Regions from separate parts of the Homo sapiens genome. Here all the other regions are linked to region 1. Evidence: chromatin loops called from intact Hi-C (ENCODE). Cell type or tissue: PC-3. All regions are shown on one strand. Each heading gives the region's core, and the rest is flanking DNA. Links, peaks and the distances in the headings are about the cores only.

Region 1 (8,490 bases), core at 390-8,389:
CAACAGGACTGAAAGAGACACCACTACAGATCATACACATATAAAAAGATTAATAAGAGGATATAGTGAACATTGTTATTCAATTAAAGTAATTGAATTTATTATAAAATCCTTCCCACACAGAAAACTCCCAGCCTAGATGGCTATACCAGTAAATTGCCTCACACAATGAGGGAGACAATAATATACTCAAATATACGTTGAGTATATTAATAAATATACTCAAATATACCCTGTAGAAACTTTTTCATTAAATAGCAACTCCCCATTTCCCCCTCACCATGTCCTCTGGCAATCGTCATTCCACTGTCTGCTTCTGTGAGTTTGACTATTTTAGACATCTCATGTTAAGTGGAACCATGCAATATTTGTCATTTTGTGGCTGAATTATTTCACTTAGCATAATATCCTCAAAGTCCATCCACGTTGTTGAAATGGCAGGATTTCCTTGTTTTTAAAAGCTAATTAATATTTCATTGCATCTATTACAACATTTCCTTTATCCATTCATCCATCCACATACGTTTGGGTTGTTTCCACATCTTGTCTATTGTGAATAATGTTGCAATGAACATGGAAGTGCAAATATCTCTTCCAGATTCTGACTTCAATTCTTTTGGATAAATATCCAAAAGTTGGATTGCAGGGTCATAAGGTAGTTTTATATTTAATTTTTTTGGGAAACCTCCATAATTCCATAGCAGCACCTTTCACATTCCCACTAACAGAGTACAAGGGTCCAATTTCTCTACATTCTCTCCAACACTTCTCTCTTTCTCTCTCTCTCTCTTTTGATAACAGACATCTGCAGGAGTATAGGGCCCCAGATGGTCTTGGATGACCAAGCTCTTCCACTCTTGCGTGCAATTCTTGGGCAGAATATACCAAGAATGCCACATTCTGAGATGAAGAGGAACTTTCTGGAAAAACCTGGGCTGTGTCCTTATTCCTCCCAGAACAGGACCTTCTGCAACTCTTGACCTCAGTGACATGAATGTGTTCAGGCTATAAAATGCAGAGCTTAGTGCTTTGAGGAACACTCATCTGTGATGCAATGTATGGCACATGTAGACAAGACTCCATCCATTCTGGAAAGCTTTCCTAAACTGTGGAGTACTAGCTTGCCATTGATTATAGAATTCATTTATTCTTGCTGCCTATTTGTAAGTAGTAAATTTACTTTGTCTGAATTGTGGGAGGGTTCTGTCTCATTGTACTAGACCTAAAAAATTTACAACATCCTAACAGGTGTAAAATATCTCATTATGCTTTTGATTTGCATTTCCCTAATTCGTGATGTTGAACATCTTTTCATAAACTGGACTATTTATTTGTCCTCTTTGTAGGAATATCTATTGAATTCCTCTGTCAGTTTCTTAAATTAGATTATTTGTTTACTGCTACTGAGTTGTTAGAGTTCCTTCTATGTTTTCATATTAACCCCTTAGCAAATATATAGTCTGCCAAGTATTTTCTCCTTTTCTTTAGGTTGCCTTTTCACTCTGTTAATTGTTTGCTTTGCTTTGTAGAAGCTTTTTAATTTGATGTAATTCCAAGTTTGTGTTTGCTTTTGTTGCCTGTGCTTTCAGTGTCATAGCCAAGAAATCACTGCCCATACCCATGTCATAAAACTTTCCCTTATGTTTTCCTCTAGGAGTTTTAAAATTTCATTTTCTTAGATTTAAGTTTTTAGTCCATTCTGAGTTGAGTTTTGTGTGTGATATAAGATAGGTTCTATTTCATTATTTTTCATGTGGATATCCAGTTTTCTCAGCACCAACTCTTAAGAAAAAAAATGTGTACACATAACATTTCTTCTAACCCTATATACATACTTTTTTCCTTCCCCCTTGGGTCATATTTAAAGTCACTTCCACCAGTATTCAAGGTCATAGGGAAAAGTCTCTGTTGTCAGTTTTGAATCATTCTGGAACAAATTTTGCCCAGCTATCACAAATAACTCCTAAATTGATTAAAGATGTTTATAGCCCTAAAATATTGTTGAAAAGCAAAACTAAATGGTTAACCTGAGATTTTGATTACTCTTACCTATGATAGTGATGACTTTTATAGAGTATGACAATAGATAGAAATTTGCCTCATAGAAGCATGAATATTCAGTGGAGAAGGAACTAAGCTCTCTTGTTTATAAAGCCTCTACAAACTTTGAAATCCAGAACTACTTTACAAATTGACACGGTTTGAAAAGTTACAGCAAATTTATCACAGAAAATACGCCTTGACAAAACTTCTGTTGGAAAATCATCAGTGACTCAGTTTTATGTTGAGTTCATGTTTCATTGGACACTTCATTGCAAATAGGAACATAGTTCCCATTTTTAAAGGTATGTTATCCCTCTAAATTCCCCTCTTCTAAGTTAGTTTGATGAAGTTGGAATCCAGTATTTTTGTTTTTAACTCTGTAGTCTACATAACCTTTGTTAGTATCATTATATTTTCCACAAATAAAGGAACAATTACATGGGTTAAATTTGCAATCTTTCTTCTCCTACTCTTAATCTATAAGTGAATTTAGTAGCAAATATTTAATTGTTTGTTTTTCAAATATATTTTTTAAAATTATATTCCTCTCTTTGCTTGTTACTTATTTAAATATAGCTTTAACATCCATTTTTTTACACACCTGACAACAGCCAGAATAAAAACATTCAAAGAAGGATCACACATTTGTCCTATTACTTTTTAAGGCTTCAAAGTTCAGTGTTTGGCAAAACAGAATTATCACTTAATAAATATACTCAAAAGTTATTATTTTAAGGCAATATATTTTTTAAAAATAGCCAGTACTAAAGTAATTGAATTTAAATATGAACCTACTTAGATGTTATTTTGGATGAGTGACGTGCCATAAGGCTTCCTTTATGAACAACAGCAAGGCCATGGGCACCTTAGTGGAGAATGAATCCTATTGTTTGAGAGTTGACATGGCCAGCAAAACAGATAGGTATCATACACTTTGTGAGTATGATATGGCCATTTGAGAGAATTTTGTTATTCCCAGAAACATTCACCAAGATAATATATGGTGGCATGATCGATAATACAAATATGGTATGCTTCTTTTCCAAACCTACATGTTCCTTTTTTATCGGCTCTCAGCATGAAATTTTAATACTGTTATGTTACTATGTATAAAAAATAGTTTTAAAAGAGTTTAAAAGCCAGAATATGTAGTTAGACACTCACAGGACAACTATGTATTTTGCCACAGGCACACCTCCATAGGGTGTTGCTGATGAAAGACTGCACACGGCAACAACAATTCACCTAGCTGTTTTCCTTCTAGCAAGCCTATGATGGATGCAAAGTTCATCTGTCATTGACCAGAGGTGTCATTTTTCTTTTTGTTTTGCAACTTGTCTGAACTTGATGCACTGGGTCACTTGTTACTCTGTGTGACCATTTGTGAAAGCAAACAAGGGCCTTTTTTGGGGGGGAAGTAAATCTTTATACACTGTCAGAGTCTTTCCCCTTCTTTTTAACATTGGAAGTTTGCATGGTAACATCCTACAGATTTGTAGCAGGTCATTTTTACTAGTAATAGCTTTAAAATTTTCTAGGTTAACCTAATCCAAAACCTTCCAGTGTTTTGTCTCAACTTTATCAAACGCAAAGGAATCTGGAGGAAAAAAAATAGTCGTATCCTTATACATATCGAATACCTACTGCTAAGCAAATTCAACAGTGACAAACGTGGAAAGAGAGATGAATCTAATTTCAGGGAGTATTATGGTTCATGAGACTTTGTTTCTTTTTTTTTTTTTTTTGAGACGGAGTCTCGCTGTCGCCCAGGCTGGAGTGCAGTGGCGCAATCTCGGCTCACTGCAGGCTCCGCCCCCTGGGGTTCACGCCATTCTCCTGCCTCAGCCTCCCGAGTAGCTGGGACTACAGGCGCCCGCCACCTCGCCCGGCTAATTTTTTGTATTTTTAGTAGAGACGGGGTTTCACCGTGTTAGCCAGGATGGTCTCGATCTCCTGACCTCGTGATCCGCCCACCTCGTCCTCCCAAAGTGCTGGGATTACAGGCGTGAGCCACCGCGCCCGGCCGAGACTTTGTTTCTATTGAGTGATAGAGACAATGCATCCTGATTCACACAGTGAAATGCTACTTTCTTCTGAGTAAAGTCAAGAAATGGTGTATAATGGAGTCACCAGAGAGACACATTCCCTGTCTCTACTTAAAGTCTACATTGTCTGTATTAAATATTCTATCGTGTACATTATCTCAGTAATAAGTACTCTGTAACTTATTAAGAATAGCTGTCTGCCTTTCTTTGCAAAAAAAACTTGTGTAAAATTGTTTGCTAATTTGCAGAGGACAGCTGTTGTTCAAATATCACTTCAATAAATAAAAACTGACTTGATTAGATGATTTAATTCTAGTTACACTTTTTTTTCTAGAAAAGAAAGTAATACCTAAACTTATTGATACTACAGTGATATATTATTGCAAGATAAAGAAAACTACTGCATCAAAAAATGAAGTAGGTGGACTTATAAATTATTCTTAACAGAGCAATAAAAATGTATCCACAATACATGTGCTACTGTGCTGCAATTATTTACAGTACATGGAGATGTAATTTGTTAAAATATTCGCCTCAATTCTCTAGCTTGCATATATTCAAAGTGTTAAGGCATCTGAACTCTTTTCTTTAAAATGTAAAAATGTAAAAGAGCTGTGGAGTCTTGCTGCAATTTGGGGAATATTTTCTCTCTTTTGCCATTTTTTATTCTTATTTTGTAATGGCTTTTTTTAAATTACCTATGGAAGATGTCAAGCTGTGTAATACTAAGACTTTAATGTGTTTATTCTGTGAAACAGTAAGACATACATCAGACACAGATAAGTCATTTCTTGGCCTTGTCCAAAGAGTTACTAACATTAAGGTAACAGCTTAGTTACTTTTTCCATGCACTTTCTTTCCACCTGTGTATAGAGGAGCTGAGTAACCAGTTATTTGACACTGGCAAGTCTGAGCATTCACAGTACCAATTATTATAGTAATTTGAATGTTACTAAAACAGTAACTTTAAATATCATTTTAAAATTCATGACAACAATAGCATGAATGTGGTAAATGGTATAGTACAATTACAGTGAAAAATACAAATAATTTTCAGTGAAATATTGTATATTCATGTAATACAAATGATGTCTTGGGCTATGTACAAAATATTGATAGAAAAACACCCAAAATGAAAACAAAAACAAAAACCCTCATTCATATTGTTCAACAAAAACTATTTGACTCTGATTTTTCCTGCCATCTGGTGGCAAGATCAAAACTTAGACAATATTTAATCATATTAAATCTTTTTACAACTGTCAAAGTACATTAAAATTAATTTTATATGAACCCAGTAAGAGACTGAATAAGCCTAGTAATTTCATGTACAATCTAAATATAATAGTTATTTTAATTATATTAACAAGTAGCACCTCAAGGTTTAATGTAATCTTTAAAACTATATGACAAATACAATAAAAATGAAACGCTCTCAATGAACCTGAATGTGTAGCTAGGTCACATTGGTAGGTCAATAGTTCTCATTTTATGACATTGAATAATTATTACAAATTAAGTAGATAGTATTGTAATATATTAATTCTTTCTATCAGAAAGTGAAATCTGGTTAAAATCTGAAAGATAGTTTTTCAACAAGAAAATGACAGAAATATGAATACTCTTATTTTTCATTTTTTATGAAGTTGAGGGATGGGGAGGAATAGCTCTTTCTAAAAAAGGTTAAAAATAAAACAGGTAGTTTAAGATTAAAATAAATATAGTTTCACATAAACATTGTATAAGTTAAATACTTGCAATGCATTCTTTTCAAATATGACTTCAATGTTTATTTTACAAAGTGCATTTAAAAACTACTTTGTTTAATATTTTCCATTCCATTGAACAATAATATTTAAAAGGCTGTATGTTAAACTAATATTTCTAAATGTTCAATATATGTTTGATTAATAAAAATATTTTATAACCTCTTTACAATAGCTTAGAAGGTATGTGATAGTAACATATATTACATGTTAATTTCAGGAAGGCAAGCTGAGTTAGTGATATCAACAGTTGGCAAACTCAGTTCTTCATTTGAAGACTTTTTTTCAGAGTGATAATTTCTATGATTTCAATGTGAATAATTCTTATAGTTTGGTCTGAAGCTTATTAGAAATACAGTTGTGTACAATTAAGAGTATTCTTAAGTTTAGAACGAAGTGATAAGAATTTTCTTAAATTCATAACTGTAAACCACTTTAAAAGTTACAAATGTTTCCAAATTTCAGGAAGTAAACATCTGTTTCATTTTATATATGGGAGAGGGAAAAAATTAGAAAAAGATTTAACCAGTGTAGTAACCAAATACTCTAAATTTCATGCTAATGAATATCTCTTCTTACCTACTTGGCAATAGGCAATAGCTGAAATAGCTTGTGAGACAGCTGAATAGCTGATTCATGAAGGTCATATGGATACATATTCTGTCTACACAGCATAAACTGAAATGGAAATTTGGCAGCTACCCAATTTATGTGATCCTTGGCAATTCAGGCCTTAAAGTAGATTTAACACTTGCAAATGAGATGACTAAAAGTAAGGATGTCTGAGATGATATTCTAAATTATTTCATGCGCTTCACAACTTAAGATCTCCTATGAGAAAAAAATATTAAAAAAAGAAAATATCCTCCTTTTTTAAATCCTCTGTGCTTATAAAGAAATGCTTATAAAAATAAATTAGATATTCCAACATATAGGATGCTTCAAATCAAGTCGATTTGGGGAGTAGGTGGTGGATAAAGTCTTAATATGGTAAAATCTGTTATTCTGTGTTGAAAGCCCAAAGAATAATCTAATTCATAGTACTCTTGGAATTCTAAATCAATAAAGGAGTCATTCATCAATTTTTTAGCATTTATATATCAGACACTCTGATTAAGTAAGAGATTTTAAAAGCACCATCTTTTAACCATTTAACTTTGAATGGGCCAGATATCAAATGATAATCATTCTACCATGTAAAACTAGATGTCTGACATTAATCAAATAGAAAGATTTACATTTCGTAAATATTTATTGTTTAATAATCATTAATATATTGATTTAGGTAACTGCATACCTGGATTTAGGTAACTATAACATACAGTAAAGTCTTTAGAAAATAATTTCATTGGTAAATTGTTCAATTGAAAAAGTTGTCATTTTTAAAAATAAAGAACCATGTTATATTTGGCTTTATTTACGTTTAATATCTAAAATGCTACTTCAGTGCTTTGTAGGGGTACACAAACAAACACAAGGCAAATATATATCCATTTGTAGAATATGTTAAAAAGACCCTTTTAACCTTTGAGCAATTTTGTAAGTTAAATTTTCTTATATCCACTATGATGATAAATAAAATAACTGAGGCTAATGGACCCTAAGTTACTTGCTAATGTCAGCTAATAAGCGATAAAGCCAGGATACTCCAATTCAGGTTTTCAGATAGCAAGCATACTGCTTTGGGTAAGCAAAGCAGTATATTTATATAAGCACTGCTTATATAAATATACTTGCATTTTGGTATCAAAAATAAGTAGACCCCAGTCTCAAATTTCCCAATGACATAACTGGTACCATTAAAAAAAAATCTGGTAAGATTGTTGCTAGTGTGGAATGAAGTGTTAGGATGAGTGGATGAATAGGAAAAATGGCAATTTTCTAGTTTTCCTGAGTCAGTTATTCCACAAGCACAAATATACTCTTATTCATATATACCAATACATTCTATATTTCATCACTATCCAAGTCAATTTTACAAATTTCAGTTTTGCAGCTCCTGTGCTCTCTCATGAGTAATCAAAATCTACATGCAGAGCAAACTCCTTGGAAGTTGTTAGTATTAGGTAAGGGGCTGCAGTCAATGGTGAAAGATTTGATATTTAGAAGAGGATGATTTGCCTTTTACATTTTTTTTAGCAACTGTGAAAATTCAAAAATAGTGCTTACGTTATAAAATTAAAGTAATTTAAATTTAAAGAACTTTTAATTGAATTGATGTTTTGGCCCAGTGAATCCTTTGAAAATGGAACTAGAAAATATTTTGTTCAGATGAGGCATTTCTGCCAGATTAAAAAACATAATATCAAATGTTGCTGTTTAATCAACTGTTACATTTACTGAATGTAACATGATGTAATTAACCTCTGATTATCCATTTGAAGTGTTCTGACTTGAAAATACAAATATACCTAGTTATAAATAAGGGAAAATACATTTCTAACTATTCTTAATTTCTTCTCAAATATATTGGTCAACCAATCTTTAGAGATAGATAATTATTAGACAAAACAATTCACTTTTGTTATGTAGCTATGAAAACAAGTATATACATCATACATTAACTGATGTATGGGAAATTAACAAACAGATAGATAAACAAATAAATGTATTAACTGATGTAAATGAAATGAAGA
Region 2 (8,490 bases), core at 308-8,307, 520 kb before region 1:
ATCAGTTATGCTTTTGGTGTAATAATAAGCTCTTTCCCCATTTATTTTCATTGATTCATCAGTTATTTGGTTATTTATTAACAGCTCTTGATCTTGGATCCTGGGTCAGGCACTGGGCTGGGCACTGAGAATACATTTGTCAAAACACATACAGTCAGGCCTTGGTAAGTTCACCTTAATCAAGGGCATTTCAAGCTGGTAGCATGCAGCCTAAATCCAGCCTAGAGACATCCAAAACAGTGTGCTTTCTTTTTGTTTTTGATTGTCTTATCACTTACAAAGTTTTATCACTGCCCATAAGCCACAGGTAACTGGCTTCTAAGCCATATTCTAGTTAGCGAAGCAAGCACACCACAGAAAAGGTAGTTTCCTTGAGATGCTTTCATTGTACTGGGGGAGGTAGGCAAACACAAAATTCGTTGGGAAAGGCACTGTAATTTTGTGAGATCATTGTCAAGGGAGATGCTAAATCTTTGGTGGGAGAAAGAGTTGGAGAAGATTTTATAGAGGTACCATTTGAGCTAGAATTGTAGCATTTTTAAAAGGCACAAAAGCATCTTCCAGGCAAGGGCTGAGAAACACTGCAGATCATTGTATGTTTGGGAGAGTACCAATTATTATAATAAAAGTGGATTTTAGCCTGCACAGGAGGCTGAATAGTGGGAAGTGGCCAGATATAAAAGTGAGGGGACTATAGCTTGGAATAATGTCAGTGTATGCAAGGCTATGAAAAAGATGCTAAGAAAAAATGTAAATAGAGGAGTGGTTTCAGATTTGGGCTTCAAGTCAAATCCATGGGTGATTAATATTATGCAATGTAGAAATCAACATCCTGAATATTCCAATAACATTGAAAACTCTTCTACTCAGAGGAGAGACACATAAACAAAATATCGAGCTTGATTTGGTTATAAAGTGTATTAGTCCACAGCATTAACTACCCAATACAATATGCCCATTGTCAATCATTAAGCATGAAGAAGGACTCAGCTATCTATGTTCAGTTTCAATATTACAACCTAACTGCTCATTTGTCTACATAGCTTTTGCTTGAGCAGGAAACTCAGCTATTTAGATTCAGTATACTTTAAAATATTATCACCATTAGGCCTGACTCTGTATGTAGAATCTCCGAATTCCCTTAATACAAATACTTTGCATTAAGCTATGTATGTAGTCTCCTACTAAAAGCATATATATGGCACAACGTAGAGATAACATAGTGATCTTATTAGATAATATTTCCAGGATGTAGAATATTTTATAACATTATTATTATTATTATTACTATTATTATTATTATTATTATTGAGACGAAGTCTCACTCTGTTGCCAGGCTGGAGTGCAGTGGCACGATCTCAGCTCGTGGCAACCCCTGCCTCCTGGGTTCAAGCGATTCACCTGCTTCAGCTTCCTAAGTAGCTGGGATTACAGGCGCTTGCCACCATGCTTGGCTAATTTTTTTTGTATTTTTAGTAGAGACAGGGTTTCACCATGTTGGCCAAGCTGGTCTCTAACTCCTGACCTCAAGTGATCCACCCACCTCTACCTCCCAAAGTGCTGGGATTACAGGCATGAGCCACAGTGCCCAGCCATAAAATTATTTAAGTAGTCATTTAGAAAGGCTTTGAGAGTTTGTGGCATTCTTTAGGGATAGATACACATTAAAAATTTAAAATTCAAAATGCATATACATTATTAAAAATTCAAACTAACACTGTTATTCATTTCCACATAAATTGTTTTTTATTAACCATAAAAATTTGTTATAAAGAAGCTTTCTTTAAATCAATTTTTAGCTATCAACAAAATGATACTCCAAGTTTGTTGCTGTTTGATAATCAAACTAATGGGTGGATATATTTCTGAAATGTTATATAATGATGTGTAGCTGTTTGTCATTCTGTTTTCTTCTCCTACCTGGGAATATGAATGACCTGTTTTTAGACTCTCTTGCAGTAAGATGTTGCCTGTAAATAACTACTGGCCACAGAATGGCAGTGAAATGATACATGCAACTCAGACTATCTGTGTGATTACATTTCCATCTACAAGCTGGATTTTGATGCCCAAGTTCACCTGAGAGAGCATGAGTTGAAAGTATTACAGCTTCCATAACCTGAGACCCTTTAGGGCTTCCAGGAAAATACGTCCCTTCTCTACTCCTCCCCACTCCTCATCAGCAACACTTCATTGAACTTTACATGGACTAAAGTAAACAAACAAGCAAACAAACACATTTTTATTATAATATGCTACTGAGATTTCAGGAGTTACCTCTTCTAGCAACTATCCTTACCCGGCCTTGAACTACTTGTAAAAAACGCTAGAATTGTGGATGTGTTTAGGAGATTGAAGTTGCCCAGGGACAATTTGTAAGCAGCATGTTAGGTTTAACTTTGGGACTAACTTTGACAAGTTCAGGGAATATCAATGATGGAGGCAGTGGGATCTTGTAGGATCTGGAAAAACTTTTTCTTTTCCCCATTGCTCATCTAATTGATAGGATTAGGGAATTCACATGAGTTTTATTTATTTTCTTGTAGTGGAGAGGAGGGCTCTGAATTATTATGCATTTGTGAATCCCTCCTACTGGTAATATGGTGGGTTTCCTTTTCTTTGTTGTTTTGCAAAACCTGAAAAATTACTCTGCAAAATTTTAGGTGTGTTGTGTATATGAATTAGTATTCCAAAATGTCCCTGGACAATTGATTTAGCTCCAGGTTCTTTTTTTGATTTGAGATTCTAGTTTTACACCGTCATGTGTCTTGAATGTTTTAAAAAAAGGAACAGCAACAAAGACAACCACCTTTAGTTCACAAAATATAAATTAAAAGATTGACGCTTCCTAGAAATACTAGCATAAATGGCATTTAATAATTAAAGCAAGTTTCCTCTCACTGTTCTCTATCTCAGATTCTTGTTTGTTCCCTTCATTTTATACACTAAATATGGACTTATTTTAATTGTTTTCTTTTTAAAGTTTGTCTTATTCTCACCGTAATGCACATCAGAAGAGGTCTTGTACCCTTTTTTATTTTATTCACAGTTGTGTCCTGGGACTTAACCAGAGCAACCAAAGCATAGTAGAAAATTAATAAATATTTGTTAAACATATTAATTTAATACACTAAAAAGTATTTTCTTAATATTTACCACTAGAGGGCATTTTTCTTCTGTCTTAAAATTCTAGTTCTTGAAAGAAAAAGCCTTTTTTTTTTTAAAGCTGAAGGTACTGAGTACCACTTTATTAACTTGTAAAGATAAAATATTTCAACCATCTCAAGTTATGAAAAGCATATATTCTTTATGGCACATATTAGCTTAAAATACATAAACATTCATATTCTACAGTAACATCAGCTCAAATTTAAAACATTGCTCTAATAAAATATTCAGATTTTAAAATTTAGATTAATATATCAGTATTTTAACACATAGACATACACACATATAGGATTATGTAAAATATTTCAATGATGTAAAATAGACATGATGGCCAAACACTATATATTTTGTAGCATTTTAGTTATCTAAAAGTATAATATGGATTTGATAAGATTTGATAAGAGAGAAGGATATTTTGATTAAGTTAAAGAATAAAGCCTTTTTCTATAGAAGAGGACAAAACAAAATCACATGGTCACAACAGGGCTGTCTTTCAGCTTGAATTGCTGTTTGGGTTTCTCTGGAAGCAGGAGATGGAGTTCCTGCAAAGTGTTCACCAGGGAATACTATTGGGGTCATCCCATGTGGACAGGAGGGTAAGAAAGTAGGACTGGGCCAAGACAAAGTCCAAACTCAAGGTAAGAAGTTGAAGTTGACAGGAATCAACCCTCCAAGAAGTTCTGGAGCTACAATGGCACATCAGAGGAGTCCCAAATTAAGTCAAACTGGCTGGCTTTTATATTCCTGACCCCAGCAGTCATCAGATGTGGGTGGACAGGGGAACTGGAGCAGTCAGTTTGCTGTAGCTGAGGAATCTCTGAAGAAGCCTGCAACTGAAGTGTGAGGCAGGGAGTCCTCGGAAAGGAGCTCTGGGAAGGGCCTGGCTACAACTATCACAACTTAGTTTTGTGAAAAATTTATGGGAAACGAGGGTTAGGTGGGGGCTGTGGAACTGGCAAGTATATTTAGAAACACAGTACATATTGTAGATGGAATAGAATTGTTTCAATGTAATAATTTTTTACTGCATGGATGTTTAAATGACATTATTAAAAATTAAAGGTCAGAAATTGAGAAAAAAGTGTAAAGTGTCCATGCATAAATTAGGTTTTAAGTAGAAGACGTTATGAAGATAATTTAACATTAATAAAACAATTTTATAATTTTGTTATATTTTTGATATACGCTTGCTCTAATTTGAATGTTAATATTAATGTCCTTGAGTAAAGAACATGGTTTTTTTTTTTTTTTAGACGGAGTCGCGCTCTGTTGCCCAGGCTGGGTGCAGTGGCGCGATTTCGGCTCACTGCAGGCTCCGCCTCCCAGGTACGCCATTCTCCTGCCTCTGCCTCCCGAGTAGCTGGGTCTACAGGCACCCGCCAACACGCCCGGATAATTTTTTTTTTTATTTTTAGTAGAGACAGGGTTTCACCGTGTTAGCCAGGATGGTCTCGATTTCCTGACCTCGTGATCTGCCCGCCTCGGCCTCCCAAAGTGCTGGGATTACAGGCGTGAGCCACCGCGCCCGGCCAAGAACATGTTTTAACCATCAAGAATTTCCACACTACTTAATAGCTAATTTACCTAAAGGAATTTACAATAAAATATAAATAACTATTTAGGAAATGAAGCAAAAAGACCCTCTCTTCACGGTAAAATTAACTTTGCTGTTAATGTTCTCTGTCAAAATACATCCCTTTGTCCTCCTTCTTCCCCTTTCATCCCACTTTACTTTTTAGAGTGCATTTTTACTTCATTTTATGCAACTGGAAGTGGAGTAATATCTTCATGAGGAAATGATATTTTTAGCTATTCTGTAATTCAGCTTCAAAGAAATGAAAATTCTTTGAACAATAATTTTCTTTCCGAAGAGATTCAAAGCCTTCTGTATGTGCTCAATGTTGTTAACCAGCAGATGGCACTCTTGCTCCTCGGCAGTGAACCTGGAGGCTTTGAAACTTGTCAAGAGTGTGGGTCAAATATCTTCCTTTGAAAGAAGTATAATAAAGAAGGCGCCTTCAGCCTGTATATCTGAACCAATAGAGATTCTTTATGTGCAGGTGCAACTAATCCTTTCAAGATGTAATGAAGCTCAATAAATCCTCCTTTTGCAATATCTTCACTGGTCTTTCAGGCTGATTCTGCTTTTTGTGAGAAGAAAAGTGCAGAACAGCTCAGCACAATGCTACATGTTTAAGCAATAAGGAGACTGACCCATTGTCTCATGTCAAGCTGCCTGGGACGCAATTTCCTTTTTCCTGTTCTCAAAATTAGCTGATGAGAGCAAGTTCCCTAGGTGAGCATAAGTTCCCCATATATATTTTTTTCTTTCTTTCCTGAAGTAAGGTGGCCAAAGAACTACGCCTTCGCTAGCTGTTATTCTCCATTTTATGTGCTGGGAAAGTCACTTGAGCACAAGAAGTTATTTTTCATATCTACATCACTGCTTCTTATTAATAAAACAAAGTACTTACCTGTTATTCGTTTTCCTTTTAGCCATTTCATAAATTCTGAAACTACCCATTGGAAATATTCAGAACTCTTATTAACACAGGGATTGATAGCATGCAAGTTTGGTGTTTTGTTTTTTTTTTTGTACAGGTAAATTATTGTTTGTTTATTTAGTTATATCACAAAAGATAACAAACCTTTTGGACAGCATATTCAGTACCAATCATTTCATGTTAGCATTTTTTTGCCATTTTTTAGGAAATCTCAAATTCTCAGATGTAGTTAGCTAAGAATATTATTGCTAACTGGCTATGTCTATAAGAAATAATATAAATGATAATGAAATAGGACTTTACTTTTAGTTCAAGAAAATTACAATATCAGTAATATCAATTGATAAGCTATGAGTCTTAGCCCTTCATCACACTCTGTTTGGAAAACCAGCAGTTGCTTCTGAGAGTGGATGAAAAACAAAATGAGAGGAAGGCTGCAATTACTCATATGACAATTACTTGTATTTGGTGTTGGCGTCGTCTGCCCTTAATATTCTTCCATTTTTCTACTGTCATTGTATTGATACTAAAACATGCTGCCAAAGACAGGATTAAGAGGTCTGGAAATAGCATGTTGAGCTTACTCCAAGCCATTCCTCTTTATGACTGTATGCTAGTGATAAAGACAGGAGACAGAAATACTGGGTAGAAGAGGGCAGTTTCCCAGCAAAGGCCCCACCCTCAAGCCTGGAAACCCGTGGCCCTAAATGAGAACAGGTATTCCTGTTTTCACGCCCAAAAAGTTGCCTTTTGGCCTGCTATGCCCCCTATCCTGTGCCCACATAAACTCCACATCCCAGGCTCCAGAAGCGGCCGAACAGATGAAAAGCAGAAATGCAGGGCATTTCGAAGGAGAGAAGAGAAGGAGTGTCTGAATGCCGAGAGGAGTTTGTCTGGGGACTATTGGAAAGGAGGTTGGCCACTAGACAGCCAAACTCCAGGGGAAGATCATCTCCCCACTCCATTCCCCTCCCAACTCCCCATCCATTCTGTGGAGAGCCACCTCCACCACTTACTAAAACCCCAGCTTTCACCCTTCTAGTCTGTGTGCGACCTGATTCTTCCTGGATGCTGGATTGGACCTGGGTGCCAAGAGGGTTCACTGAGCTGTCTAACACTTAAGCCATCCGTGGATGGCAAGACTAAAAGAGCGCACTGTAACTCAGGCCTACTTGGGCTTCAGGAGTGTCAGACATCCACTCCTAGATGCTGCCATGGGGCTGGAGCCCAAAAGCGCTCCCCTTGGTTCCTGCACCTGCCCGTCTGCGTGCTCGCCCTCCCATAAAGGGTTTGAGCTTGTTCAAAGGAGAGAGTTTGAGAGCTTGTTCAAACAGAGAGCCACACCCGCGTGGCAAGTCCTGTGAGGGTGGTCAAGGAACTCTCCCAACTCACTAGTAAACTGAAAAGCCAACAACACAAAATACATTTTCCAGGTAGAAATCAGAGAGAATTTTTTAAATGTTAAATACTGAGTCCACTTCTTGCTTATTTTCAAATTTTCACACATTTTCAAATTGGATTTAGAATTAAAATCTGTATAAATTCCTATGTTACATGAATCTTGAATTCCTTTCTCACCTGTCTCCTACCCTTCTATCCTTAGTCCATTGAGCTTTAGCCTCATTTTGGGTTCCTTAAATTTGCCACACTTAGGAGTTTTGTTGCCATTTCTTCTATTTTGAGCATTCTTCCTGTTTTTCTTTTTTGTGGCTAGCTCTTTATTTTCATGTGAACCCCAGAATCAGTCTCATTCATTGATTTTCTATGATATAATTATCTTCCTAATTCTTTACCTCCAATGGATCACTGCTGTATTAGTGCTGCCATAAGAAATTACCACAAACTAGATGGTTTACAACAACAGAAATTTATTCTCTCACAATTTTAGAGACCAAAAGTCTGAAAGCCAGGTGCTGAAAGGGCCATGCTCTGTACAAAGGATCTAGAAGTGAATTCTTCCTTGATTCTTCTGGTTTCTGGTGGCTCCTGGCATTTTTCACCTTTTGGAAGCATAAGTAATTCTGCCTCCCTCCAAGCTCACATGGCCTCTTCTTTATGTGTGCCTCTCTGCATCCTCTCCTTTTCTGATAAGGGCACCAGTCATTCAATTTAGGGCCTACCCCAATCCAATGTGACCTCTGCAAAAACCCTACTTCCAAATAAGGTCACATTCTGAGGTTTGGGTAGACATGGATTATGGAGGGATACTATTCAACCCACTGTAGTCACTATTTGATATTTTTCTTGATTTATGTATTGTATACTTAATTGTTATCCTTACTTAATCCATGACAACCACCCTGAGACAAGAAACATTACCTACATGCTTATGTGCTATACTGATATATAAGAGATATTTAACAAATCTTTTTTCTTTTTAATGAAGAAGCGATGGTTCCAATACTCATAGCCTGAAGCTCTCAAACATTTGAATCATATAACTAATTCCTTTTGTCCTGATTTCATGGTAAATAGAAACCTCCCATTGTATGCTTTTCTATCTCATTCACAGTTATATTTATCATTGCAAATTAGTAAATTATCATTCTGCTTTCCACATTGAATTTTGTACCCTAGATTCAGCATCTCTGAGTACATAAGCTCTGGAAATCTGGCAGATCAGATTTCTGAGCATGTGAGGACTAGATAATGGGCCTTGTTGAATACAAGATTATTCTACTTTGTGTGGCTTTTTAAACATTAATTTTTAGAATATTTCCTGGAGATACCCTAAACTTACTGAAGCTGCTCTTTATTCAAGTAATAGGCAATAGGCAATGGAAACAGAGGAAAACCAGCAGAGGATAAAGATAATACC
Region 3 (8,490 bases), core at 337-8,336, 220 kb before region 1:
AACCATGTAATGATATATTCAATAATACCATAGTGCTGTCCCATTCCCTGAACACTTATTGTTAACTGAGTAGATTCTTCCTACTGTTTTCAATTCAGTTTGACTAAATCAAAAGAAAAAATACTTTGAAAGCAACACCTTTACTGTATTTACTGAGAGGCCAAACTATGTCTGGCAAATTTTGCCATGCAAAGATGTAGCAGTGCTTTTGGTGAAGCGTAGAGCCCTGGTAGAAATGCAACATTAACTGGCTCTTCAAATGCCTGAGATAAATGGAATTAATAATAAATGTACAATATTTTGACTACCATGTGAATCTAACCGATGCTCTATACTAAAAAAAAAAGCCTCATTTTTATAAAGTATTTTAGAACCACAATTAGTCCTATTTGTTCATTTGTTTATTATAATGAAAACCATAATACAATAAAAGATGTCAATAGGAACCTGCATAAAAAGTAAATACATTGTTTTACAGGGGATGGGGGGTGTTAGTGATGGCCATTATATCATTTGTTCTCATTCTCTACTTCTAAACTGGAATTGCTTCTAGCTAAATTCTGGATCTTTTAAATACTTTAAAAATCCTACAACCTAATCTTTTCCTAGAATAAAGTCCCCACTTTCTCACCTGAACCAAAACCTGACCTTACTCTGGTGGTGCTATTTACCCTAAAACCCTTCCACACTCATGCTCATGAAGAGGCTAGTGTTCTCTTAATCCTCACTGCCACATTGAGACCATTGCCCTGGCATCATTTATCAGTAACTTTTCTACTTTTGACACACACGATATTCAGTTATGCTGCCTTCTTTACATTGATTTGTCTTTATCTCTCTACTACATGGGGTTCTCTTTTGCTCATTGATCTAAATCTGCTGTGATCACAATATTCTTTGATTACCCTTCCTGCTCTGGTTCTTAACATTCAAACTGAGGAGTCTTTGAACCATACCCTTGTTGCGCTTGGGCGTCTTCAACTCCAAAGACCTCGATTTTTATTTTACCCATATGTTTCTCTTGACTTTTTCTATTCTTATAAGTTTTATCCCCTCCATTCCAGCCCCAACACTCACTGCAGGCTTATTCCTTTTACATTTAATAGCAGGCAGTTTCATTATTTATTTTATATATCTGTAGATTTACTAATTACTCATTCTGACCTTCTGCCTGCCGTGTGTGTGCCATTTCAATTTTCAAATCTAGGGTAATCTTTTGTAGTTTCATTACTGAGTACTGAGCATTGTTGGAGAAGGTCAAATTACAAAGGTAATTCTATTACAGATGAATTCTAACTAATATCAGTTAATATCCCCATGCTGTTTTCCTGCGTTTTTACTCTGCATGTGGCATAAGGGGAAACTTTTACATCAACTTGTCTAGAGCGCAACTTCATGGAAACATTCTGAAGGGGCATTAGGTAATATATACGAAAATGATTTAAAAATAAATTCTTTAAAACAGGAAGGCCATTATTAGCAAATTATCCAAAGACAAATATCAGATATGTGTACAAATATGTATTTTTTCAATTGTTCATAATGGACTTGTTAAATAAACTATGTAAGTATAGTAGACTAGTATGCATTCATTAATTGCACATTATATTAATAATGACAAGATATTTTTCTGTATTACTGAGTGAAATGAAAGATAAACTGGTATGATGCATATGATTATATACATGACTTTATATTTAATATATGCAATCATTTATAAGTGTCTTGTATGTGAATAATTGTATGTATTTTGTAGTTTGGAAAAATGTTAGCTGGATTATCAATAATTATTGATTTCTGGTATTGAAATTTTGATTACTTTTGATATTATTGTTTCTTCTTTATTTCTTTATTTTCTTCTCCATATTTTCAATATTACTTGAAATATCTGCATGAATAAATATTATTGGAATAAGAAAAATGATACAGTAAACGCTATTAATTTTTTTAAAAAGTAGTTTGGGTATAATTGTTTTAATTCTTAATTCCTCTTCTCCATTTTGTGTCCCAACAAACTAGAATCTACTTTCCTCACTCCAACTATTCTACTAAAGTGGTTCTCATAAAGACCAATTATCAATGAGCTTATTATCCAACCCAAGTACCCTCTACTCTTGGGCAACAAAGAGAACTCTAACATGGTCGAGTATACTGTCTTCATGAAAACATAGCTACTTTAGACCATACTTTATGCCATTGCATCTCAAGCTCTTTCACCAGTTTATTTTCCTTCACTTGGCCCCTAAGAACAGATGTTTCCTAAGGCCCCATGTTTAGGGTGTATTCCTTTTCACCCTACACACTTTTAACTAATCTATTTTCCTCCCACAACTTCAAGTATCAACCTCACTGGATGATTCTCAAATCATTATCAAAACATCAAAGGCACATGCCTAATTGGCTACTGTTTACTGCACAAAACCAGCCTGATGTCACCTCAAATTGCACAGGTGCAAATTAGAATTCATTTGTTTCTCTTCCAAACTTTCCCCTATGCCTTCAATTTTAAGTGCACCACTGGCCACTCTCCTTTGCTTGGGTTAAAAATTTTAGTTTTCTTGAACTTCCTCTTCCTCCTGTCTTTTAGCTAGTCACCACATCTGTATTGATTATGTGTCTATCACACATTTGTCAGTGGGCGAATGAAGTAAAGTTTCAGATGAGGTGTTATTTCCTTTATGTTCCCAGTTATACTAGACTAATTTGGACATTAATCACTTCTATCCTAGATATCCAATATAACCTCCTAACAGAAGTTTCTAACTCTCCCTTCAGTTACACAGTCATCAGTATTAATTCGCTAAAATTCTGAATATGATTGCCTCTCTTTGCAAGAGAAAATGAACATTACTAAAATATTAGTTTGGCATTTCAGGCCCTTCCTCCAAGATGTTATTGCAATCTTCCTGTTTAACTTCCTTTTCCATGCATAGTTTATCTTTATCTCGCAAATACTCTATTAGTCACTAATGACTAATCCCATTCTCCTAAGAGCAAGACTTTTCCATCTATGATATTAATTTGATATAGAAAAAGAGTTTGAAATTCACTTGGAATACAGGTAATTATTGATTTTGCCCTACTCTCTTGATCGTTTTGCCTCAGTCTATCAAAACCAATTCAAGTGTGTTATCTTCCAATACCTTGAACAAATCTCTCTTCCCCTGTCATTTATGGAGTGTACATCTGAGGTAGAAAATATTTCAGTTAATTCTATATGTGAGTCACCTTCATGATTGTGAATACCCTCAAAGCAGAGGTCTTAAAAAGGATAGATTGTGTTAATTACCTGGAAAAAAAATGGCAGTAAGTGATATACTTAAAGCAATATCATATATATTCTATTTAAAATAAATTTAACTGTGTTGGAAAGGAAGGGAAGGAAGTTAAACTTACATTCTAAAATTTAAAACGACCAAATAAATAAATCGGGAAAAGCAATGCCCAACATTAATAGTGAAAACATATTTTTAAAATAATTAACACCTGAATCATAATTAGCAACTAAGTGTAGGAAGAAACTGATGATGCTGAAAACAAAATGTGTTTAATTTATCCCAGAGTTAAGGAAAAGACAAACATATGTAGGTAAGTGAATTTCTGAGCACCAATTTCTTAGCAACCACAGTCTAACTTATCAAATTTAAGATTAAGATTTGAGATAGTTTATATCAACAGGTAAATTTCATTATTAAGCAATTAGCCACTCATTGTCTTACTCAAACTTACTACTCACTGAGTTAATACAACATACAAGACATAGTATTAGGGAAAATGTCTTTAAGAAGTTCATAATCAATAAAAGAGAAGAAGAACGAAGAGAAGAAGGGAGAGGAGGAAGGAGATGAGAGGTATGGGAGGGACAGACAAAAGTAATATTAAATGCTTACAACATACCACCCATTTTTCTAAGTGGTTTACATTATCATCTCTTATACTGTGACAAGATAGATACTATTATTGTCTTTATTATATAGATAAGGGAACTGACGCATGATGTGACCAAATAACTTCTTAACATGAATCACCCAGCAAAGGGTGATTCATGAAATCACTGAGTTTCATGAGTGATTCATGAAATCTGAGCTGAGTTTCAATCACAGAACATACATCCTGCTCTGTAGTTTATGCCTTTAGTCACTATGGTTTACTATAGTTAACATACTGTGCTGAGACCCAGATGCAACCAATTAATAGAAACATACTTCAGGAATGCCTTTAAAAAATTCTGTGAGAATGCAGATTAGTGTGGGAATTCCTGTTGACTGAAGTCCTAACAGAAAACTTAACCATAAAAAGAAGACAGTACTATCATAGGCCACCATCTCTATGGAGGAATAGCAAGGCTGTATTGGAAGTACTAAGGAAGCCAGATTTGGTGGAGTATGGGTGTTTTGGGGAACAATAGATGAGAGTGCCCCAGAGGATATTCAATTTTTTTTTTTCTTTAGATGGAGTCTCACTCTGTCACCCAGACTGGAGTGCAGTGTGATCTTGGCTCACAGCAACCTCTGCCTCCCAGGTTCAAGGGATCCTCCTGCCTGAGCCTCCCAAGTATCTGGGATTACAGGTGCCCACCACCACACCAGGCTAATTTTTGTATTTTTAGTAGAGACAAGATTTCACCAAGTTGGCCAGGCTGGCCTTGAACTCCTGACCTCAGGTGATCCGCCTGCCTCAGCCTCCCAAAGTGCTGGGATTACAGGTGTGAGCCATCGTGCCTGGTGGAATAACCAATTTTCAACTGAACTTGAGTACAGGACAGTGAATAATCTACAGTAGGCACAGTGGAAGTCTACACCACTTAATTTTTATTCATGTATTTAAATCGGCTTCCTCCAAACTTGTGGTTTAAAGAATGGAGTGAGGAGAAATAATAGCTTATGAATAAATTACTGATAATCACTCATACATAATATTAACTTAATTTTTACAAGTAAATATAGAGATGGAAAACCTTTCTGCAATAGTTCTGTTTTCTGAAACAATTTTAAATAATTCATTCCATATACAAAACTGTTTGCAAAAGTGCACATGTAGGCATCTCTCTCTTTTAACTATATCATGAAAACTACAATAATTTTTTTTTTTTTGATACGGAGTCACGCTCTGTTGCTCAGGCTGGAGTACGGTGGCATGATCTCAGCTCACCACAACCTCCACTTCCCTAGTTCAAGCAATTCCCCTGACTCAGCCTCCCGAGTAGCTGGGACTACAGGAGCATGCCATCACACCTGGCTAATTTTTTTGCAGTTTTAGTAGAGGCAGGGTTTTACCATGTTAGCCAGACTGGTCTCCAACTCCTGACCTCAGGCAATCCGCCTGCCTCGGCCTCTCAAAGTACTGGGATGACAGGCGTGAGCCACCATGCCCGGCCAAAAACTACAATGATTTAAAGCCATGTAGCAAACCTAAAAACTTAAAGAATGTAGACCAAAAATAATTATATCATAATGCTAATATTAAAATAAGTTTTTAAAAATAAAAATAATACATTAACATATTTCAGAATAGTCTGCAAGATTTCATGATTGTGCAACTGTGAATATTTGCTTTAGGTAAAACCAAGCATTTAAAAAATTAATAGTTTTTTAATTATCTACTTATTCAAAAGTTTAATTCTCATAAGGAAATTATTTTTTGATTTGTAAAACATTAGGTGTTTTATCTAAAACAATCAAGCAAAGGCTTTTGTTGAAAATAAATTTAATATTTTGCCCATGGGCAATTGTACTCACTAAATACTCTGTAAGTAATCCACTTTTTGTGGCCAAGTGGCATACTCATTTTACACCCAAATATGAAAGAGAAATGGAAGACATGGGTAATAAATAATATTTTAGAAATACTGGAACTGTTACTTGAGGGAATAATTACAGAACAATTTTTGAGAGTCTTGTATAATGAATTCATTTTTAAAGCATCTGGTTATCTTTCTGACTAAAAATGCAGTGCCAATTATATTTTATAGTTAGCAATTTCTTTTTATAGTTTAGAAATTGGATCGTAAAAAAACAACTGTAATTTTTCTAACATATTTTTAAGAATAAAATGATCTGATACACTAAATTAGAGGACTTAGGACTTAAAGCTAAACCACATACTAATTTTTACCATCTTTGGAGGCCATCTTAATGAAACTGATTTTGTGAATGTTATAGATGCATACACATTTATTACTGTCACTGTGAGTCTAGTCAAAGAATATTCTGATTTGAAATAAAGAGGTCATAAAAAATTTACCTGTCCCAAATAAATATTAAGTTGTGATGCAGTATGGTAGATTAATATTTTCTATTATTTCATTGGTCAGACTAATGTTAGAAGAATGTTTTAATTAAAAGCAATATATATAACTATAATGCCACAGTATCCTATAAATTTTTAAGTGTTTCAAATTACCAATTTATACCCAAGTGGTAGGTTGGTCTGTAGGATCCCAAAAGAAACAATACTGCTTGTAAATATTTTAAAACTAACAAACACCAAAACTAGTCTATAGTATATTCAAATGGAGAGTAAAGATGGGAGAGAGATTTATAAGAAGTCTTAAAAATACATAAGCAAATATTTAACTTGTTATGCATAATTTTTAAAAAAAGATTTTAGTAGGTTGAATAATGGCCACTCAAAGATCTTTAATGCCTGGAAACTGTGAATGTTACTTTGAGTGGCGAAGTTTTGCAGATATGATTAAGTTAACGATCTTGAGATAAAGAAATTTCTTGTTATCCCTGTTTGGTCCCTAAATGTCATCACAAATGTCCTTATAAGAGAGAGGGCGGGGGGATTGGGCATATACCCAGAAGGCCAAGGCCATGGAAGATGGAAGTAGAAAGAAAGATTTGAAGATGTTACATTGCTGACTTGAGGAAAGGGCCACGAGAGAGGGAAGATAAATTCAGAAATTGGAAGAGGCAAGGAAGAGATTATCCCTTAGAGCCTCGCAAAGAAGCATGGGACAGCTAACACATTGATTGGATCCAGTGGTACTAATGCTGAACATGTGCAGAGTGGGCAGGTTTGTTCCATAGGTATACATGTGCCATGGTGGTTTGCTGCACTCATCAACCCATCATGTACATTAGGTGTTTCTCCTAATGCTAGCCCCCTCTAGCCCACCACCGCCTGACAGGCCCCTGTGTGTGATGTCCCCCTCCCTGGGTCCATGTGTTCTCATTGTTCATCTCCCACTTAAGAGTGAGAACATGCTGTGTTTGGTTTTCTGTTCCTGTGTTAGTTTGCTGAGAATGATGGTTTCCAGCTTCATCCACGTCCCTTCAAAGAACATGAATTCATCCTTTTTTATGGCTGCATAATATTCCATGGTGTATGTGTGCCACATTTTCTTTATCCAGTCTATCGTTGAAGGGTGCTTGGGTTGGTTCCAAGTCTTTGCTATTGTGAACAGTGCTGCAATAAACATACATGTGCTGGTGCCTTTATAGTAGAATGATTTATAATCCTTTGGGTATATACCCAGTAATGGGGTTGCTGGGTCAAATGGTATTTCTGGTTCTACATCCTTGAGGAATCACCATACTGTCTTCCAAAATGGTTGAACTAATTTACACTCCCACCAACAGTGTAAAAGCATTCCTATTTCTCTACATCTTCTCCAGCATCTGTTGTTTCCTGACTTTTTAATAATCACCATTCTAACGGCATGAGATAGTATCTCATTACGGTTTTGATTTGCATTTCTCTAATGACCAGTGATGATGAGCTTTTTTTCATATGTTTATTGACCGCATAAATGTCTTCTTTTGAGAAGTGTCTGCTCATATCCTTGGCTCACTTTTTGATGGAGTTGTTTATTTGTTTCTTGTAAATTTGTTTAAGTTCCTTGTAGATTCTGGATATTAAGGCTTTGTCAGATGGATAGATCGCAAAAATTTTCTCCCATTCTGTAGGTTGCCTGCTCACTCTGATGATAGTTTTTTTGTTTGTGTTTTGTTTGTTTGTTTGCTGTGCAGAAGCTCTTTAGTTTAATTAGATCCCATTTGTCCATTTTGGCTATTGTTGCCATTGCTTTTAGTATTTTAGTCATGAAGTCTTTGCCCATGCCAATGCCCTGAATGGTATTGCCTAGGTTTTCTTCTAGGGTTTTTATGGTTTCAGGTCTTACGTTTTAGTCTTTAATCCATCTTGAGTTAATTTTTGTATAAGGTGTAAGGTAGGGGTTCATTTTCAGTTTTCTGCATAGGGCTAGCCAGTTTTCCCAAAAGCATTTATTAAATAGAGAGTCTTTTCTCCATTACTTGTTTTTGTCAGGTTTGTCAAAGATCAGACAGTTGTAGATCTGTGGCATTATTTCTGAGGCCTCTGTCCTGTTCCATTGGTCTATATATCTGTTTTGGTACCAACACCATGCTGTTTTGGTCACTGTGGCCTTGTAGTATAGTTTCAAGTCAGGTAGCATGATGCCACCAGCTTTGTTCTTTTTGCTTAGGATTGTCTTGGCTATACAGGCTCTTTTTTGGTTTCAGA
Region 4 (8,490 bases), core at 346-8,345, 570 kb after region 1:
CTTGCTACAGCCACTAACTTTGTTTCAGTCCTTATCACTTCTTTCCTGGATTACTTGTAAGTGTCCTATTTCTGCTGGCTTTGATTTTGTTTTCCAACAACCCCCATCTCTACCCCAGTACCCAGTCTATCTTCCACACTGCCACACCAGACTAATCTTTCTAAAAAGAAAATCTTATTATAACACCCTCCTTCTTAATCATAAATGTATTTTTGTTTGTTTGTTTTCCTTTTCAATGGCTTTTTTTTTTTTTTTTGAGCCAGGTTCTCACTATGTTGCCCAGACTGGACTTGAGCTCCTGGGCTCAAGGTATCCTCCCATTCTAGGCTCCTGAGTAGCTGCACTACAGGTGAGCATTATCCAAGCATCCAGGGGCTTTCATTGTTTTTAAGATATGCTGCTAAACTTCTTAGGAGGATATATAAAGATATATAAAGTTGTGCCTAATCTTGTTCTGTCTTACTTCTCCAGATTCATTTCTAGCCTTCCTGCCCTTTGAACACACATATGATCCATACTCTAATTGTACACAAACTTATTACAATAAGCTATAGTCTCTCACTCTTCACACTTTTGCAAAGATTCTCCCCTTCTGGTTGGCATATACTCCTCCATTCCATTCTCCTTTTAATATATCTGGTTAACTATGACATCCTTCATAATTCAAGCTGTATGTCTCTTCTTTCAGTTATCTTTCCCTGTTCCTTCTGGCTCCCTTTAGGCCACTTTCTTGTCTCTGTCTTTCTAGACTCTATTATTACTGTGCAGTGTAAGTGTCTTCCTTTGACACTCAGCTATACTGTGAGCTTCTGGAGGTTAATGGCGAGCTATGTTATTCATTCATTCATGTACCCTCCAAGCACCTTAGGCCTTCAAGAAATAAATGATAAGTGAATGAACAAATAAATGACAAAGCCCTGAAGAAGAAAACTATTTAGATAATTTCCTAAAAAAATCACTCTGCCATAGGAACAGTAATAGATTAAGTCAATTTTAGCAACACCTTGATGTTGAACATGTCATATGGCTTTCTTATATCTTGGGGGTGCAAATAGAAATAATAGTGCAGTTTGAATCTCTTGAAACAATTGTAATTTGGAATATCATATCAGAGAGTTATGAAATAATGTTAAAGATTATTACTATTATTATAATTAGTTACCATTTACTTTACACTTATGTGCCTGCTCTCTGTTTAGAATGTTGCATGAAGCATCCTCTTTAAACTCCCAACAAACTCTGGAGGTGGATATTGTTTTTCTAACTTTACTGTTGAGGAAATTGATTCTGAGAGTTCGATATTATGTGATATGTGGAAGGTTGGCTGTTGGGCTGCCACCACAGTTCATATTCTAACTCCTAGACCCCCAGATTAAAAACCCTTTGTAATGGTTAGGGTTGATATTCTACATGAATGTCTAATGGGCTTGATAGAATGACATTCTCATGAGACTAGGAAAGTGAGTTCAGTTTTTAAGATCCAAAGGAAGGGGAGAATGCATCATTCAATTAATAAAATTTGGCTCAATTTCTCCCAAGGCAAGGCTGAAACAATGGTCTCTAATGAATTACAAGAGAAACAAATAATGTTTTAAATTTCTTAAAATTTAACTCCCAATTTCAATGGATTTTTTTTCAAATAAAGTTTGATTCAAGCAGCCCATTGCTTTTGTGATTAACTTTCATACAAAAGTTAAAAAGTACCTGCTTCAGAGACAATTCCATGTTCAAGATGATTGATGAGTGCTGAAAATAGAAGTTAAATGTCAATAAAGATAATCATTAACAGGTTTTTATATTAAACAATATGTTGTTTTATCTGATGCCATATATCACTGAAGTAAACATCAAGTCTCTGTTACATAAGGAAATAAAGTTCTTATTGTTTGCTATTTTCTTCCAAAATGTAGTGATTGTACCTTAACAGAAATGATAAAAAGTTATTTTGTAGTATCTTATTAAAGATAAGTGACTTAAATGTATAAGAAAATACTCTGCATTGAAAATTGTTCCCAGTTACTCACAAGTGTTCTTCTTCTAAATCTGCTTATCTTAACTGCTTCCATATAAGTCAAACTAGTGTTGACAAGAACATCTCCATAATTATTTATTACCTCTTTCTGCTCTTACTTAGATCAGTGGTTCAAAAAGTTGTTTAAGTAGCAGAGTTTTGAGAAGTTATAGTGCTCCTTGTGGATGATCATATTCTTTACGGAACACTACACAATACTGGTGCACATGATTTCACAATATGAACTAAGGCTAGTTTTGTTTGTAAAAAAATATGGCTCAATGCATGCAAGATAAAATCAGAAACATGAACACAAAAGCTAACAAACTAAAAAGGACAAGATGGCTTAAAAAATTTTCCATCTACCTATCATCTATCTACTATTTATTCATTTAGCACCAGCTCATATTTGCTAATTGACAAGCAGTATTAGATGTTAAAGATTTAAAGAAATATATGAAAAAAAATTTCAGTGAGAAAGTTCTATCAAATAGCATTTTTGTTATCAATTTTAAAAACATGGCCAAACTTATCAAATTATATACATACAATATGTTCAGTTTTTTGTTTGTATCTCAATTATACCTCAATAAAGCTGATTTTACAATAAGAAAAGAAAACAAAAGCTGGTCATTTATGTAATTTTAACAGCAGAATCCAAGTAATTCTTCTTGACCACTGTCTAACACCATTGAACGAGACTTGTTCTAATGTGCTTATGTGTGTTATAGGCACTGTATTTTTGGCCTCTGGGTTCACACTTATGTTTGACATCTGGCCTTCCCCTAGGAACCACCCAAGATTTTGTTTTGGTAGACACCAGATAGCAGGTCTTGTTCTTGTTAACTCCTTGACCACTATTATCATCACAACATAAACAGGATCCTGTGGAACTCAGCATGTTAATTAACTTGAGCCCCTCACAGAGGAAGGCTTTATTCTCTTTTAAAGCATTATTTACATGGAAACAATCCATTTTAATAAACTGTCTCAATAAAAATGTTATAATAAACAAAGCATATTTTTAAAAAAGTTTTTCTGAGAAAAAAAGTATTTCAAATGTTACAATCAGCAAATAATTGTAAACTTAATTTTACTGAGGATTTACAAAGCATGCCACAATTGAGAGTTATTGTTAAAAGTCAAAGACATTCTCCAAATCTGGAGAACTATTCTTCTAGATCTACTAACTCTTTTTGCCGGGTGAGAGGAGTTTAGCATACATGAAGACTTACTATGATGCAACCTATATATTTTTTTAATTTCCTTACAGAAAAGCAGGGACACATGATTTATACACTGGTCTATTTTTCTCAAATTCAATTGGGGAAAAATTGAAAAGTAAAATTTATAAAGTAGAAAAGCATCTGGATAGTAAAAGAGACCCCAGGCTTTCATTTAATGTGGCAATTTGTCTGACTATATGCTTAGAGAATGCAGTAATGAGAGGCAATCCCGGGAGCCCTGAATTCAGCGGTATTCTACAGAGGAAGGTGAGTCCCATTCCTAGTCGCTTATAAAACTTTTTCCACTGCTTTGGGAAAAGAAAACTAAGAAAGCTAATTTCAAAGGCTTCTTCAGGTAACCTGATGATGTATTAAAACAAGGGTGCCCTATAACAAGCGCTACTCAGTTTCAACATCTTTTCTCCTGGCACTCTGGACTGAGTCTTACCTTGAATATCTGCAACTCCTCCAGCACTACCTCTTCCATATTCCACTTTTCCTTTGAAATGCTGACAACTTTGAGGACAGTTCCAATGTCTGAAAAAATGCATAACCCATGATCCCATTGTTTCTATCTCAAAAATTAGTGGTAAGCATATCCCTAGAAACCTGCAAATCATTCCCCTCACTTCTCTTTAAATGCCTTTCAAAAAACAGATTAAATGAAACATGCATGAACTGAAGCTTAATGTTTAAGTTTTGTCCTCCCAAAATATAGCTTTTAGCTAGTAGAACACCCATTTATAGAGAGAATGTTAAAGGATGCATATTCAGAGTATATTCTTAACAAAAGTAATATATAGATATATATGTATAATTTAAATATTGTTTGAAACGTTAATAGAGCAAACGTTTTGGACCTTAACTGAAAAAGTTAAAAATATATTAAAATAACAAATTCTCTCTCTTCCTTCCATGTAATATATATTTATTAAGTAGTTATTATATCCAATTCACCATGAAAGACAGATATATATTCTTTTAATAATGTTGTCAAATGAACAAAAAAATCATTGAAGCTATCTGAGGGAAATTGTAGCTCACTCTTCAAATGTATTCTATCTTCAGAATCCTTATTAATAGATGAGAAATGGAAGGTTTGTTTAAAATTATTTAAGTTCAACTTAATACAAGGTTGATAATGCAAACCAAAAATTGACATTTAAAAGAGGTATCTTAAATACATCATCTTACATTGAAATTAAATGAAGTGTCAGGTTAGTACAGAAAGAAAATTAAAAGAACAGTTTAGAAAAAGAAAAAAAAAATCCCACTTTAATTTATATAATATAGGCATTTTTAAACTTCTGAGCACTGGGGTTGGAGTATAGTAACGTATATAATAATGATCCTGTTCGCACAAAATAGTCTGAATTATTTAATTGTTTTTAAATAACTCTGGGATCTTTAAAGAATATTAAATGTACATTTTTCCAAATGTCAAAATTAAAAACCTATCTTAGCAGTCTATAATTTTCTCAGTAAAGGTTAGATATTACCACCTAGTGGCTAAATGACATTCATTGCAGTGAACTGTTGAACACCTAGTTTTGGGTGGACAGTACAAATTAAGCGTCAAACTTGTGGGAATTAATAGCAACTAATTAATTCTACTTTTGACCCTTCAACAGCCATCTCTTTTGTCTTGGGAATATCCCTTATTTTTCTGGTTTGTGGAATTGCCATCTTCAAAATAATCAGGTTTGACAATCAATGACAAAGGTCCTCTGATTCCGTCACACACATACTTCCTAATAAACCTAACTTCTATAAGATCCATAATTTTTAAAAATAAAATTATTCTAAAATTGTTTTGAACTCTTAAATATCTATTCTAATAAAAAGTCTTGTTTGTTGAAAATTCTTAATTTTTAATTCTTTATGAAATGCTTGATCCATTAAGTTATATAATATGATATGGAATACAGTGCTTTTGTTTTAATGATACATGTTATCTTTACTGCCAGTAGAATTCCCATGACATTATTAGCTAATACTTTTACTTTTTTTGAGATTAAGTTTTTCTTTTTATAAAAACATTTTAATCATTTTATAGTTACTGAGTTGACAGACAAAGAAAAAATACAATGGGCTTAAAATCTGAGTCTAGGAAATACATTTTAATGCACAAAATTCAAGAAGAAAGATAATCTCCAAGAAGTTTCTATTTAAAGGTCTTTACAAAGTAATGTTTAATGTTTCTGAAAATCTATCTTAAGTCAACTAAGTCAGTGATTCTCAAAATCAGGTGAAGGAATCTTTTGGGAATATACTTGCAAAGAGAGGGAAAGGCAAAGTTTGAAAATAAACATTACTTTGCCCTACTTGTTTAATTGTAGTTCAAAATCATTCAACAAATATGTATTGAGCATGTAATGTAGAGTAGACACATTGCTGTCAAATACATTTTGAAATCTCAGATTTGAAGTTGGGAGATATTTATGATTATCAATTAAAAGCTACATAATTTTAAGAAATGCTGACAAGGTTTTATCTAATAATTACTCATTTTTATTTTGACCAATAAATATTTTTGAAGTTGTTCTTCTCTTTGTCTAATAATGAAAAATTCCTTTTGAAAAAATCCTAATCTAGTTTTAGCTTACCTGTTCCAAGAAACATTACATCGTACTGGCCATCTTCTGCAATGACATGATCCACCACTATCTGTGTCAGTCTGTAATCCACATTGATTCTCTTGAACGTTGGTCCTCCTGCAACTGGGTATACGGACTTATACATCACAGAGTGCCGCTTTATGAAACTGATGACATCATCTGGAAAATCTCGGGTGGACTTAATCAGTGGGTCATAGGTTTTGCTTGGACACTGAAAATAAATGTGGAGGAAAGTAAAGACATTGTTTATGCACCTGAGAAGTTCACACTTATTTCCAATAAAATTTGTATAGCTTATCATCAATAATATTAAATGAATGGACAACAGAGTCAATATGGAATCATGTGTACTTGTAAATAAATGCAGCGTGCCTCTAATAAATTTAAACCCAGTTTTCTCCTTCAAAAATTTTCTAAATTACCTCTGCATTTTATAATGTTTCCATAGTGAATTCTTTTCTTATGAAGATTATTTCTTCTGAAGATTGTTTCTAATGAAGATATTTGAAATCTAACTTGAAATAACTGTTAAGAAACTGATCTATAAACATGAGAACACGTGGAAAGCCATTATTTTCAATTTCCTTTGAGTAATTTATAATTTCAGTTCAAATGAAACCATGTTTAATTAAAAAATAAAAAAGGAACAAACAGTTCACAAAAATTAATTTCAAAGTATTTAATAGTTTGAAATTGTAATTATGTAGTTTCTTTTATGATTAGTGTGAAAATTACACTTTGAACAATTCAACAGCTCTTCTCCTAAAGAGTCTGCAAAGAAACTGTTAGGGAATTTTATACTTCTTTCTAAAATTGCCTTATGTGCCTTTCAGCATCCACTAAATCAATAGTTAGCATGACCTGCCCCCTGGTGGTAAGAGTAAAAAGTTCAAAATGGTTCAAATCAAATGAATTTTATGTGCCTTTATCCAAAAATAAAGGGGAAAAAACACCTTATAATTAGACTTTTTTTTTCCAGAAAATATCACCTCTCCCACATCCTAAATCTATTTTATGTTTAAACATATTGCAATTTAGGAAGGTACCTCGTATAGAACGATTCTTTTATCACATTTGAATTCTCAATGGACTAATGCATTCTTTTGGAGAGGAAAACTTTAGTCAATTGATGCAGTCATAGAGAATAAAATGATTGACAGTAAGGACAGATTTTTTTAATGGTGCTTTTCTTTGTTTCAGTTTTTAGAGAAGTTGGAAACAGTCTCCATGGAACTGAACCATTTAAACTTGGCACTAATTAGAATCATGACAAGGCTCCAAAAACATAATGTACTTCTCAAAATATTCAAGAGGGTCATTCTTAGGGAGCTGAAGATACTAGAACTAGTCCCAATATTTGACTTTGACCCCAAATTTTATACCAATAAAATCATAATGGCTTATTATGAATTAGAAGAAATATCAAAGAGGTTGTACTAAAAGTCTGTTAATGTTTTTCTATAAATAATTTAAGAATATCTTTATCTTTAACAAAAATTTTCAATGTCTGGTATTAAGAAACTGATACTTTCTGGATATTTAGTTATTTGTCCCAGGTCTGTACCAGAGAGATTAGAAACGTCCTAGAATATTATCCACTTTGCATTTACTTAACATATTCTTAACTGGATGTTGGTCTAAAGATCTAAGTCTGCACGTTCAGTCATTATTTCCAGCACTTAACCTTCAGCCAAGCGGAATCCGTCAACTCAATAATGGAAGAACCTTGCATTAAATAGATTAAGCAGGGACTCAAAATGGATATGGAGCTCAAATGATACAAAGCTCTTGTCCAATTATAGGCTGCATGTTTGAGGCTCAGTCAAAGACAATTCATAGTAGGCTTATAATGCCTATGGTTCAATCTGGTTGGTGTATCATTAAAATCAAACCCAGAGCAAGATTTTGCCTGCACACAGTTTTTAAAAAGCCCTCCAACTTAAGAAAAAATCACTTTTGACTTTGCAGCTGTAGTTGTGCAGTAGCCAAAGTTTTCAAAGAAATAATATCATGACATTCAAGCCGTAGTTTTTGATATCAAATTGTTAAATAATTAGAAATTTTAATGCAAGAAAGTATAGCTGAATGAAAATATGAACACTTAGAAAAAATAAATATGAATTTTCCTCATTGCTCCGACAAAAATGGTTTAAGTGTAATAAAATCTAAGGCGGAAAAAAAGGAAGGAAAACCTGGTTTCTATTGACTATAAAATGATCTTTGAAAATATATATTTTTTCTTATGGCAGCTTTTCCTCATGGCATGTTGCCAGTGTTTGGACAAGATCTTTATCCTCTCAATTGCTATGCATGATATCTCAGGTCTGCGTCTCCACTATGCTTGCACAAATGAAAATGATTTGGTAGAGTTACTCTCTGAGGTTTAGGATAGTACAGTTTGAATCAAATATTGTTATTTCAGTACATTCAAACCAGTGGAATTTTTGCGTTGATATCATATAGCTGTGCTGCACACAGATCTAAAAATAATGAGATGCCAAGCAATGTATGTAGGTAAGAGTAAAGTAGGAAAGAAAAATTTCGTAAAAGAAAAGAGAAAGTGTAGGGAAATGATACATCTAAAGCGGATGGTCATTCATATTCAGTTATTTTCCTTTAACAAATTCTAGAAAAT

Evidence for each region. Peaks named below come from ENCODE experiments on the same cell type or tissue, not always from the same donor. Only the 100,000 strongest peaks of a DNase experiment are listed, where the experiment ranks them.
Region 2: it touches region 1 in a loop (4-fold over the local background); 4 of 110 quality-filtered maps call a loop at or near these places.
Region 3: it touches region 1 in a loop (3.0-fold over the local background); 3 of 110 quality-filtered maps call a loop at or near these places.
Region 4: it touches region 1 in a loop (5-fold over the local background); 5 of 110 quality-filtered maps call a loop at or near these places.

What each region holds. Positions count from the first base shown.
Region 1 is chr7:84,449,468-84,457,957 of GRCh38, forward strand. It overlaps a transcript of SEMA3A not described here. Among named protein-coding and RNA genes, the nearest start is that of LINC03017, 79 kb to the right of the region's middle. In PC-3, for the core only: a CTCF peak has its summit at 5,245 (motif pointing left); no DNase peak of the experiment used is centred there; H3K27ac peaks cover 749 bases.
Region 2 is chr7:83,931,174-83,939,663 of GRCh38, forward strand. No RefSeq gene overlaps it. Among named protein-coding and RNA genes, the nearest start is that of SEMA3A, 260 kb to the right of the region's middle. In PC-3, for the core only: CTCF peaks have their summits at 3,185 (motif pointing right) and 5,082 (motif pointing right); a DNase peak (open chromatin) is centred at 5,108.
Region 3 is chr7:84,233,640-84,242,129 of GRCh38, forward strand. It overlaps a transcript of SEMA3A not described here. Among named protein-coding and RNA genes, the nearest start is that of SEMA3A, 43 kb to the left of the region's middle. In PC-3, for the core only: no CTCF peak of the experiment used is centred there; DNase peaks (open chromatin) are centred at 2,932 and 4,082; H3K4me3 peaks cover 1,097 bases; H3K27ac peaks cover 4,918 bases.
Region 4 is chr7:85,016,548-85,025,037 of GRCh38, forward strand. It overlaps SEMA3D (semaphorin 3D), which reads right to left. Exons shown (of 19, transcript NM_001384900.1): 13 at 5,844-6,066; 14 at 3,686-3,774; 15 at 1,705-1,746. Among named protein-coding and RNA genes, the nearest start is that of SEMA3D, 170 kb to the right of the region's middle. RefSeq lists a silencer at 1,966-2,260. In PC-3, for the core only: CTCF peaks have their summits at 2,188, 4,741 (motif pointing left) and 6,740 (motif pointing left); a DNase peak (open chromatin) is centred at 6,724.